Linked DNA regions of Mus musculus: region 2 is linked to region 1. A link is a loop called in an ENCODE intact Hi-C map of the cell type or tissue named here. Cell type or tissue: left cerebral cortex. All regions are shown on one strand.

What was found. Hi-C counts contacts between places; a loop is a spot of excess contacts. Peaks named below come from ENCODE experiments on the same cell type or tissue, not always from the same donor. Only the 100,000 strongest peaks of a DNase experiment are listed, where the experiment ranks them.
Region 2: a loop joins it to region 1, with 2.9 times the contacts of the local background. A loop is called at or near these places in 2 of 42 quality-filtered maps.

What each region holds. Positions count from the first base shown.
Region 1 is chr5:110,591,837-110,596,836 of GRCm38, reverse strand. Galnt9 (polypeptide N-acetylgalactosaminyltransferase 9) reads right to left here. Exons shown (of 11, transcript NM_198306.3): 5 at 574-771. Among named protein-coding and RNA genes, the nearest start is that of Galnt9, 50 kb to the right of the region's middle. In left cerebral cortex, no CTCF peak of the experiment used is centred here; DNase peaks (open chromatin) are centred at 729, 1,240 and 2,137.
Region 2 is chr5:110,541,730-110,546,729 of GRCm38, reverse strand. It overlaps Galnt9 (polypeptide N-acetylgalactosaminyltransferase 9), which reads right to left and starts at 2,375. Exons shown (of 11, transcript NM_198306.3): 1 at 1,788-2,375. The coding sequence starts at 2,028. In left cerebral cortex, a CTCF peak has its summit at 1,948; DNase peaks (open chromatin) are centred at 788, 1,652, 1,937, 2,445 and 1 more place; H3K4me3 peaks cover 2,844 bases; H3K27ac peaks cover 2,604 bases.

The sequences.
Region 1 (5,000 bases):
TCCATGGCTGCCTCCTCTGCTCTCCGCTGCTATCTGCTTTTCTGTGTCTCTATCTCTCCTCCTCTCTGTCTCTCTCAGTCTCTTTCCTCTATGCCTCTCTTTCCTCACTGTCTCTCTATCTCTGTCTGTCTCTATCTGTTTCTGACTTTCTCTGTCCCTGGCTGTGTTTTCATGTCTCTGACCTTTACCCTTTCTTTGTCTCTCAGTCTGTGTCTCCCTCTGTTGCTGTCTCTCAGTCTGTCTTGTTTTTCCGTTTCTGTCTCACTCTCTGTCACTCACTCAACCTGTCTGTCTCTGACCTTGCCTCTCCATTGCTATCTCCTCTAGTCTCTCTCTTCCTCTCTCTACCTCTCCTTTCTCCAAGATCACACAGCCAGACAACAATCTAATCTGACCTGGTCATCATTCTGGACTTGGATCTGAGCCAGCCCTGTCCATGTCCCCTGACCATGGCTATTCTGTAATCTTGGCACTCCCTGCCCCTGTGAGTAGGGACACTTGGAAACGATTCTCCCTTTGGTGTTGAGCCAGCTTTGGTGGAACTTCCCAACTCCCACACTGACCCTGGCTCACCTGATGGGCGCTGACTCGTCACCTCGGTCCAGCCAGTCCTGCGGAGGGATGATATACATGCACCACAGGCCCCAGTTGTAGCCGTGGGCGGCGCTGGCGTACTGCTGTACCTCAAACGTGCTGTACTTGATGTTGTCGATGGCTGGCAGGATGATGCGCCGGCGGTCCTCCTGGATCCGTGCGAGGGCGGGCTCAGCCCTGGGAAAGGTACTGGCAATGAACAAGAGCCTCCCAAACCCCCCTCGGCAGCCCAAGGAAGGAGCCCCACTGGCCATGAGTTCAGACCCTTCAGCTGGGCCTGGTATCTAGCTGAGCGTAGGACCCAGTCAGTCATGGTAGACTTGGATTACTAGGAAGGGCTAACCCACAATACTGCCCTGACCCAAGCCTGGTCACCTCCATGGGTCAGCTAGGGCCCTGGGACTACACAGAGAGACTTCTTAGCCTAAACCTACTCTTCCTTCTATTCCTGTACCTGTGGTAAATATGTCCATTTTCAAATGTTAACTGAAGATCTGTTGTGGGCCACACTTACTGTAACAGATTGCATTCATAAAATTAAAAGGAAAAAAATTATCCACGCCTCATGGTGCTTACATATACTGCGTGCGATGCACAGCCTACACAACAGACCGTGGTTAGGGGGATGAGGGTGACGAGGCTTGGGTAGAGGATGTGTGGGAGGGGAAAGGCGCTATGGAAAACAGGAAGCGGTGAGCGGGGTGAGCGCTGAGTTCTAGATGATACCCAGGGAGGAGTACTCTGAGTACTGAGTGGGAGGATGCTAGGGAGCGTGGATGCACAGACAGAGCAACTTCACCAGCCATCTGCACATGTCCAGTATGCATGGGGATGGGCCATAGGAGAGAAGGGCAAGAGAGGCTCTAAAGGCCAAGGCAGCAGGTATTCAATCCATGACATCAGCTGGGCTGGTGCCTATGCAGTGTCTTGGAGGGGACAGGGACAGCCCCAGCCTTTAAAGACATATTATCTACCACAAGGACAAGGTCAAAGACATGTAATCTACCCACAAGGTAGAGAGCTGTATCCAAACTGGGTTCACCTAAGATCTGAGATTGAGGTGACTAGTGGATTGAGGGTCTGTGTGCTACAGCAATGGAAGGATAAGGAGTCAGGGCCGTATGGGGAGGGCCCATCACCTTATTCTGTCAGGGGCAGGCTTGTCCCTCTAGGTGAGCCTCTATTGACCTACCTCATCATCAATGAATGAACAAAGCCCACCAGAGACACTGCAAATGCTGTTTCTGCCATTTCTGTAGGATCTGCAATAAAGGCCATGCTAGGAGCATACTATTCCCAGGTAGTGGGGATTCCAATAATGAAATTATGAAAATGAGAGTCATGTAGGTAAAATGCATGTAGTCATGCATTCTGGCTGATAAATTCAGCTCTCCTAAGTGCCTACTATACTCAGGGAGATGATGGTAGATAGTGTCGGCTGTTGTAACGGTGCACAACCCACACCACAGTACGAGGAGACTCTAGCGGAAGGGTAGCTGGTGACGTGTGATTCGAGGATGTGACAGAAAGATGAAAGAGAGAAGAGCCGCATCACAGAGTGGCAGAGGAGGGAGGCATGGGAGTATGGAGAACAGAAGGAGGCAGGACTGTCAAACACCCGTTGAGCACAACCATCTGAGTCATAGCCAGGGTATTTGAGATAGCTGAGGTATCATGGTAGCTCTACAAGACAAGCTGCCTCCAAGGCAGCCTGTCTGACAAGCCAAAATGGGTGAATCAGGAAATGCTGTTCTACTATCAGGAGCTAAATATATCCAGAAACCCCCAGTTCCCTGGGGACCCTCAGGGGCTCTGGGACCACACACGGGTGGGTAGTTCCACACACTTGTGCACTGAGCCCCTCTGTAGCTCTCAGGCCCCCAACCCCAAGGTTGGCACCATGATGAATTTCTCTACTTAAAAAACGAGTTGGTGGGCCAGTGAGATGGCTCAAAAGGGAGAGGTGCTTGCTGACAAGCCTGAATTCAATCCCTGGGACCCACATAGTAGAGAGAGAGAATTGATCCCTCTAACTTGTGCTCTGATCGCCACACGTACACTGTGGTGTGCTCCTGTGTGTGTGCTCACAATAAACAAAAAGCAACTTAAATTTCTTTTTTAAATGTTGGAGAAGGGCTGGAGAGATATCTCAGTGGTTAAGAGCATTGTCTGTTCTTCCAAAGGACTTAAGGTCAGCACCCAGTAACCACATGGTGGCTCACAACCATCTATAATGGGATCTGATGCCTTCTTCTGGCATGCAGGTGTACATGCAGATAGAACACTCATATACATAAAATAAATATATACATTTTAAAAAGGTGGGAGAAGTAATACAAAACTCTGCGTTTTTGTTTCTCCTGGAAATAGACAACTGGATGTTCCCAGTAACTTGGTCCTGTGTGGTTCCTTCACTGTTGTCTTAGTTAGGGTTTTACTGCTGTAAACCATGACCAAGATATCCCTTATAAGGATGACATTTAATTGGGGCTGGCTTACAGGTTCAGAGGTTCAGTCCATTATCATCAAGGCAGGAGCATGGTGCAAGAGGAGCTGAGAGTTCTACATCTTCATCTGAAGACTGCTAGCAGAAGACTTGCTTCCAGGCAGCTAGAAGGAGGGACTTGAAGCCCATGCCCACAGTGACACACCTACTTCAACAGGGCCACACCCACTAATAGTGCCAATCCCTGGGCCAAGCATATACAAACCATCATAATCCACTTCTTGGCCCCCATAGGCTTGTGAAGCCATACCTATCCATAACAAAATAAAAAATACATTTAGTCCAACTTCCAAAGCCACCATAGTCTATACCAGTCTCAAAAATGTTAAAAGTCCAAAATTCAGAGATCATTTAACTGTAATTCCCAAAGCAAGACAGGAAACTAGCTGGGCAAACCCCGAACTCTGCATCTCCATGTCTGATGTCAAAGCAGTCTTCAGATCTCCAACTTTTTCATCTTTGTTGACTGCAACAAACTTTCTCCTGTGCTGGTTCCACTCCCTGTTAGTAGTTTTCCTCAGCAGATAGCCTAAGGCATTGGCATCTTGAACATCTTGGGGTCTCCAAGGCAACTTCAATGTTACAGCTTCTTGTTTCAATTTCTGGGATACACACGTGATATTCTGGGCTTCTCCAAAGGGCTGGCGTCACTTCTCCATCTCTGCCCTCTGCACTCAAAGCTCAGGTTGATCCACTCCACTGCTGCTGCTGTTCTTGGTGATCATCCCGTGTTACTGGCATCTCCAATACAATGGGGTCTTCCACTACAACTAGACTTCACCAACAGCCTCTCATAGGCTCTCTTTATATTGCTGAGCTGCAAATCCTTTGCATGACCCGTTCAGTCCAGGGCTGTCAACTGCAACTGAGGCTGCACCTTCACCAATAGCTTCCCATGGCCTCTCACAGTGCCAAGTCTCAACTGTTCTTCATGATGCCTTCATGCCTTCAAAACCAGTACGACCTGGGTGTCTCTTATACATTACCAAGTCCAGCTGCAGCATGAGGTACATACAAGCTTAGCTATCTCTGGAACACAGCTTCTTTGCACTCTCAGAAAACACTTCCCAGATGATTTCACCTCAGTGATGCTGTTCTCTTCTTAACCAGGGATAATTTCTTAGCTCCAGCTAACCAGCATCAATTGTCCCAGTAGTCTCTTCAATTTCTCACTCTAAGACCAGAGCCAAATGGATGAAACTGCTGAGTTCTGCTGCTTGCTAGGGCTGGAACATGGCTCCATTGTTCTATTACATTATTGCTTTCTGTTTTCCAGCTTCTTCACTGCCTAAGCTCGGCAATCCTGGAACTTGCTTGGTAGATTGACCTTGAACCCAGAGATCTGCATGGCTCTGTCTCCTGAATGCTAGGTATGTACCACCACACCTAGACTTAAGCTTTTCTTCACCTAGAACCTGCTCTGTCCTAGGCTGGCCTTGAACTCAGAAAACTGCTTGCCTTTGCCTCTTGGGATTAAAGGCTTATATTACTATGCCTGCACCTAAACTTAGCTGGGTTGGAACTTGCCCCAACGTCACTACTCCCTTAATTCAATTTAATATCCTTGAACACAGGATTCAGCTTCATTTCGCTTCCTGGTGCTCCTTTAATACTTGAACCATACATTTTCTATTTTTCCTTTCTCAAGTTGCTATGCTTGTTTAAAATGCTCTTCACGAGACTTAACCAGAGAACAAAGTCTATGATGAGCATTTCTGAGACTTCCTTTGTCAATGCAATTAATCTGAATCTCTTCACTTTAGCCTCAGGCAGACTCTTCAGATAATGGTAAAAAGCAGCCACATTTTTTTTTTTTAACTGAAGCACAACAAAACAGTTTTTACTCCATACATTGAAATTCTCCTCTGAAACCTCTTGGGCCAGGTCTGCACAATTCAAA
Region 2 (5,000 bases), 50 kb after region 1:
CTAAGCTTATGAATCAGAGAGGAGGGCATGGCTGTTTCAGCCCAGAGAAGGAAAAGAAAAGGGAAGGGATTTAGTGAGGGGTGGAGGAAAAGGTACTATAAAGGAAAGGTGACGAAAGGAGGGAATGGGAGAAGAGAAGCAAGAAGCTGTCAGGAGCGTGGGAGCAGGGAGGAGATAAGCCAGAGGGAAGAACTTCATTCTGCCCGTCTCAATGTCAGGAAAGGTGATCGAGGGTCCCAGCTTTCCTTTCACCAAATACTGGCCCCTCTTGTCCTTGGGGAACTAGGGAAGGAAACAGCACATGAGGCTGGCCGGCCAGCGTGATGTTACACAAGCGCAAACGGTGCCAATGTTTTTATATAATCCTCTGGTTCGCCCCATAAAACAGACCATAACACCCTGGCAAATACACTTCAATAAAGCTCCGTGCTATTACGGGACCCAGCGTCTTCCAGAAGATGAATCACACTTGGTGGCGAGGCCAAGCCACTGCTCCAACTCAACTTTCTTCCTCTGAGCCTTCAGCTGAGTGGCTGATGGAGAAGCCACAGGGCTGGTCAGGATGGCTAGGGGGTCCAGGAGCTGCTGGGGGGGGGTTGTTATCTGAGGATACCCGAGCCACCTGGAACCCAGATGGCACTTGCCTGGAACCCAGTTCTCTCAGGAGACCCCAGTGACCCTTAAAACTTTTGACCTGAGCCCTGATGAAGATGCCCACCCAACCTAGTCACTGCCTAGTGAAGCCAGTTCCTAGCACTTGCAGAAAGAGGTTTGCTGGGGCTGTTTCGCAGAACAGAAGCCTGCTGGAGCTGCAGGCATGCACCAATTGTCTCCTTCCTGAAGCCTAACAAAGCTGTCCTTGGGGACAGAGCTGGTGCATTCATCCTACACCCAAAATGTAAAATATTCCATTCCCAACAGCTACAACCATCCACTGTGACCTGCTGTGACAAAGATGCTGAGTTCCCTCTTTTCCTCACAGAAAAGCAAAGAGGTCACCAGAAGCAGAAACTTTGGTGCCTCAGAGGTTCCCAGGCACCCTGACCTCAGTCCACGTGAACACTCCGCTCCTACCCAGTTCTGCTGGACACTTGACTCCATCTCTCCACACAGCACCAGTGGTGCCTTCCGTTTCTCCCACAACAGAACTTTCTGCAGGAGCCCTGAGCATCCTTGAAAGGTGGCTCTCCAGGCCAGAGGTCACACTGTAATAGACAAGACACGCACTGTGCCATGCAGAGGAAGATGGGATCAATCACTTTTAGATGGGCAGTAATCACCCCCTCCTTCCGTATCTCCAGGGAGAGGAGTGAGTCCGGTCTAAACCCACAGCTTGGAAAGGCTCTCTGGGTCCTTGCAGGGAACCTCGGTGTCACCTTCACCCTCACAGCTTTGTAAGGTACCTCTGGTTCCTGAATGTGAACCTAGGCACGGTCTGGACCTCCCTCACTGTGGATCTAGGTATTGCCTGAGCCCCTCACTACCCTTCTGCCAACTCCTCAGAGGCTCTTCCTTGAGAAGTTAGAGTTCTCTTGGGTAGTAACTTTGGAGGCATTATGCGGGAGGCAAGGGACAGTTCCCAAGTGTTCACAGGATGAGTAGATAATGCAGTCGCTCTATTACCGCCGCCCTCTGCCAATGAAGGCCTCCAGCATTTCCTCTACAGGACCCAGGGTAGCTTCCACTCGGGACCCTGGAAGATATTGTGGGATGGGTGTGGACAGCCACTCCTGGATAGAGTAGTGTCCTAACACGGGACCCTGCCTCCCCTCCATCCCGCGGCTCACCATTCAGCTGGTTGTAGACCACCTCCTCCAGATGGTCCAGGCGCTGTAGGATGGCCTCACGGTCGGCCAGAGCACTCGCCTTGGATAGCCGATTGCGCATCCGGCGGTCGGTGCCTCGCACGACCTGCACCAGCGCCTCAGAACGGTCCTGCAGGCGGCAGTACACCGAGAAGAGAATGATGCCCACGAACACCAGGATGTTGACCGTCAGCAAAGTTTTGATCTTCCTGGCCACCGCCATGAGCGCGGCTCGGACGGGGCCGCCTCACCCGCCGGGCATCCCCGGGGCCCCGGGGCCGCAGGAGCCTGGGAGCGGCCGGCCGCGGTGGGGACCATGGGCTGGGCAAGGGCGGGAGCTGTTCTTTCAGCACCACCGCGCGGGCTCCACGAGCCAGGCCGCCGCGACCCGCCCTTCTTCAGCGCGCAGAAACCGTCCGGGGATGCGGGTACAGGGCGCCGCCCGCATAGTCAGCAGGGCCCGCCCGCCGGGAGCTTCCTGGGCCGGGAGGCAGCGCGAGGCCTTAGCTGCTGCGTCCCGCTCCTGCGCGCCCCGATCGCTCCTGCGCGCCCCGCTCCTGTGCGCTCGGCTCCTGCGCGCCCCGCTCCTGCGCGCCCCGAAACCACGGCGCCGGTGCGCAGTGACGCGGCCTGCGCTCATCAGCATGCACGCGGCGCCCGCTGCCCCGCCCGCCGCCCCAAACCGATCCCGCGCGCCACCCCTGGCCAGGATAGGCCCACGTGGAGCGAGGCCCAGGGCGCGGCACCACTCCGAGCTTCAGACCGCCCTCCGCGCCTGGGCTTATTTTAGGGGACAAAACCCAGACTTGACCCCTAGGAACACGAAGCCTTAGGGAACGCCGGTCAGGACTGTGCTGTGGGGTGCACGCTGGGGTGTGGTGAGGTGCCTTTGTGCAGTAATGAGTCAGAGCCACCTAGATTTGCCTGCCCACCGCTCCTTGTCAAACCTAACCTGATTGGTTGCCCTCTTCTGGGACCAAAGGATAAGAAAGGAGAGTAGAGTAGGCTGTAGATTGAGCGATCCTATTGTAGCATCAGGCCAAACAAATAAAGGAAACACAAATCTTGACCAGGTGTCCCAAGTCCTCAGAGTTCAGGTGCACGCTCAGCCAGAAGAAAAACAACAAACACCTGCCCCTCCATCTCTAATTTAGCCCCAAACAAACAGTTGTAGATGAGACTGCTGGGATCAGAGGAGAGATGGCAGAAGTCACACAGCCTGGGCTGTGAGCCTGAATCACACAGACTGTGAGCTTCTCCTTTATACCTGGCTACCACTGAATCTACAGTGCCTGAAATGGTTTCTGACACGTAGCTGGTACTTAGCAAATATTTGTGGAATGAATAAATGATGGAGCATTTCCGAGGAGCTTACTTTGTGGTGGGCTCTGCTCATAGAAGGACAAGGTCTGTGGGACTTTGTAGCTCTTGGTTCAGCATGAGTATTTGTGCATGCATGTATCTCGTGTGTGTGCGCACACATATATCATGTATAAGCATGCACGTTTATGCGTTCACTGTGTATGTGCCCATGTGTTTGCATATGTGTTCATGGATATGTGCTTGTGTCTGTGTTACACATGTGTTTCTGCGTTCGTAACTTTCCTTTGTATATGAATGTGCACATGTACAAAGTGTGTCTGATATGTCTCTACATGTTGTATATGTGTGTGCATATACGTGGGATGTCTTCATAATGTACAAGCACATGAGTAGTATGTGATGTGTCTGCATGTGGGTGCATATATATGCATACATGTGCTGTGTCCTTGTGATTATCCACGTGTGCTATGTGTATGTGATACATGTGTGTGTTTGTATGTTCACAGTGTGCAGTTTCTATGTATATATGTGTGTGTGTGTATGTCCATGTCATATCTGTTCACATTCGGGGGAATGGGTAGAGGCTTTGGCTCTTGGTTCAGGCATTCTTTTCCACACTGTCTTCTCCACAAGCCAATGTGTTCTGTGTAGCTTAGAGACATCCAACTTCTCAGTGGAAGCAGCGGGAATAAAAGCCACACTGCTTCTTTTCTAAGTCTCTCCTTCCTGTCAAAGAAAATGTGGCCTGTGTAGTGACACACACAGGTAGGATTTGCTGAAGGAGGCAGAGGCAGGAGAAATCATGAGTTTAAGGCCACTCGGGTCTACAGAGTGGGTTCCTGAACAGCTAGAGCTACACAGAGAAACCCTGTCTCTAAAAATTAAAAAGAAAGAAGAAAAAAGAAATTGCCGGAGTCTAACGCCTGCAGATTTTAAATCCCCAGGGACGTAGATGTGGTGTTGGCACAATGAAGGTGACCACAAGCTTGTTGTACAGAAGGCTCTGGATACCTCAAGCTTCTCTGTATTTATTTCATTTCAAAGTCATAAAACATACAGTTTCAATTTTATTTCCTCAAACATGTTCCAAGAAACCAGATCAAAATTCTCTGCAGTTTTCTCTGTAAGTTTCTCTCTCGTATGCTTTATTTTCCCCAGGCAGATATTTAAACTTACAGGCTCATAATTAAGCACATCTCTGTGATCATTGTGGTTGGCACTGTGTCTTAAACACCTACCACAAGCTTTTATCCAAATCTACAAGGACAATATCTTTATTTCTGTCCCGAACAATCACTGCCATAATAAAATTTATTCCACTGGCACTAAATCTGGTTGAATCTTGACCAACCTTTTCTATTTTCTAACTACTTCGGGTTTTGGCATCTACATAGATGAGTTCCTGAACTAATGTCTTCATATCCGTGTGTATTCATTAACTTCCCTAATCCATTCTTGCAAGGGCTACTTTCTCAGTCAGTGTGCATTATGCACCATTCTGAGAATAATTATGTGCCCCGGGGAGACTGCATGATTTCTATTCCATTTGTCATAAAGATTTCTCTAAGTTTTCAGTTGATTCAATAATCATTATTTCAATTCCATCATATGTTTTTAATAAACCCACCTTATAATTATTAAGAGATTTCTATTATGCAATTACCTCACCCAAATACAGACAAAAAATGATAGAAAAGGCTACCAAGAGGATATATACTGTTATACTAGAGGAAAGGGATTGCCCCACAGCCAGTCCAGGAAAGACAGCTGAGGTTGCAGATTCTGTCACACTGGCCAGGGGTACAGGAGATGTTCCTTGGATGTTTCCCACAGGGAGAGCCATCCTCAAAGTATTCAGACGATGCTTTCTGG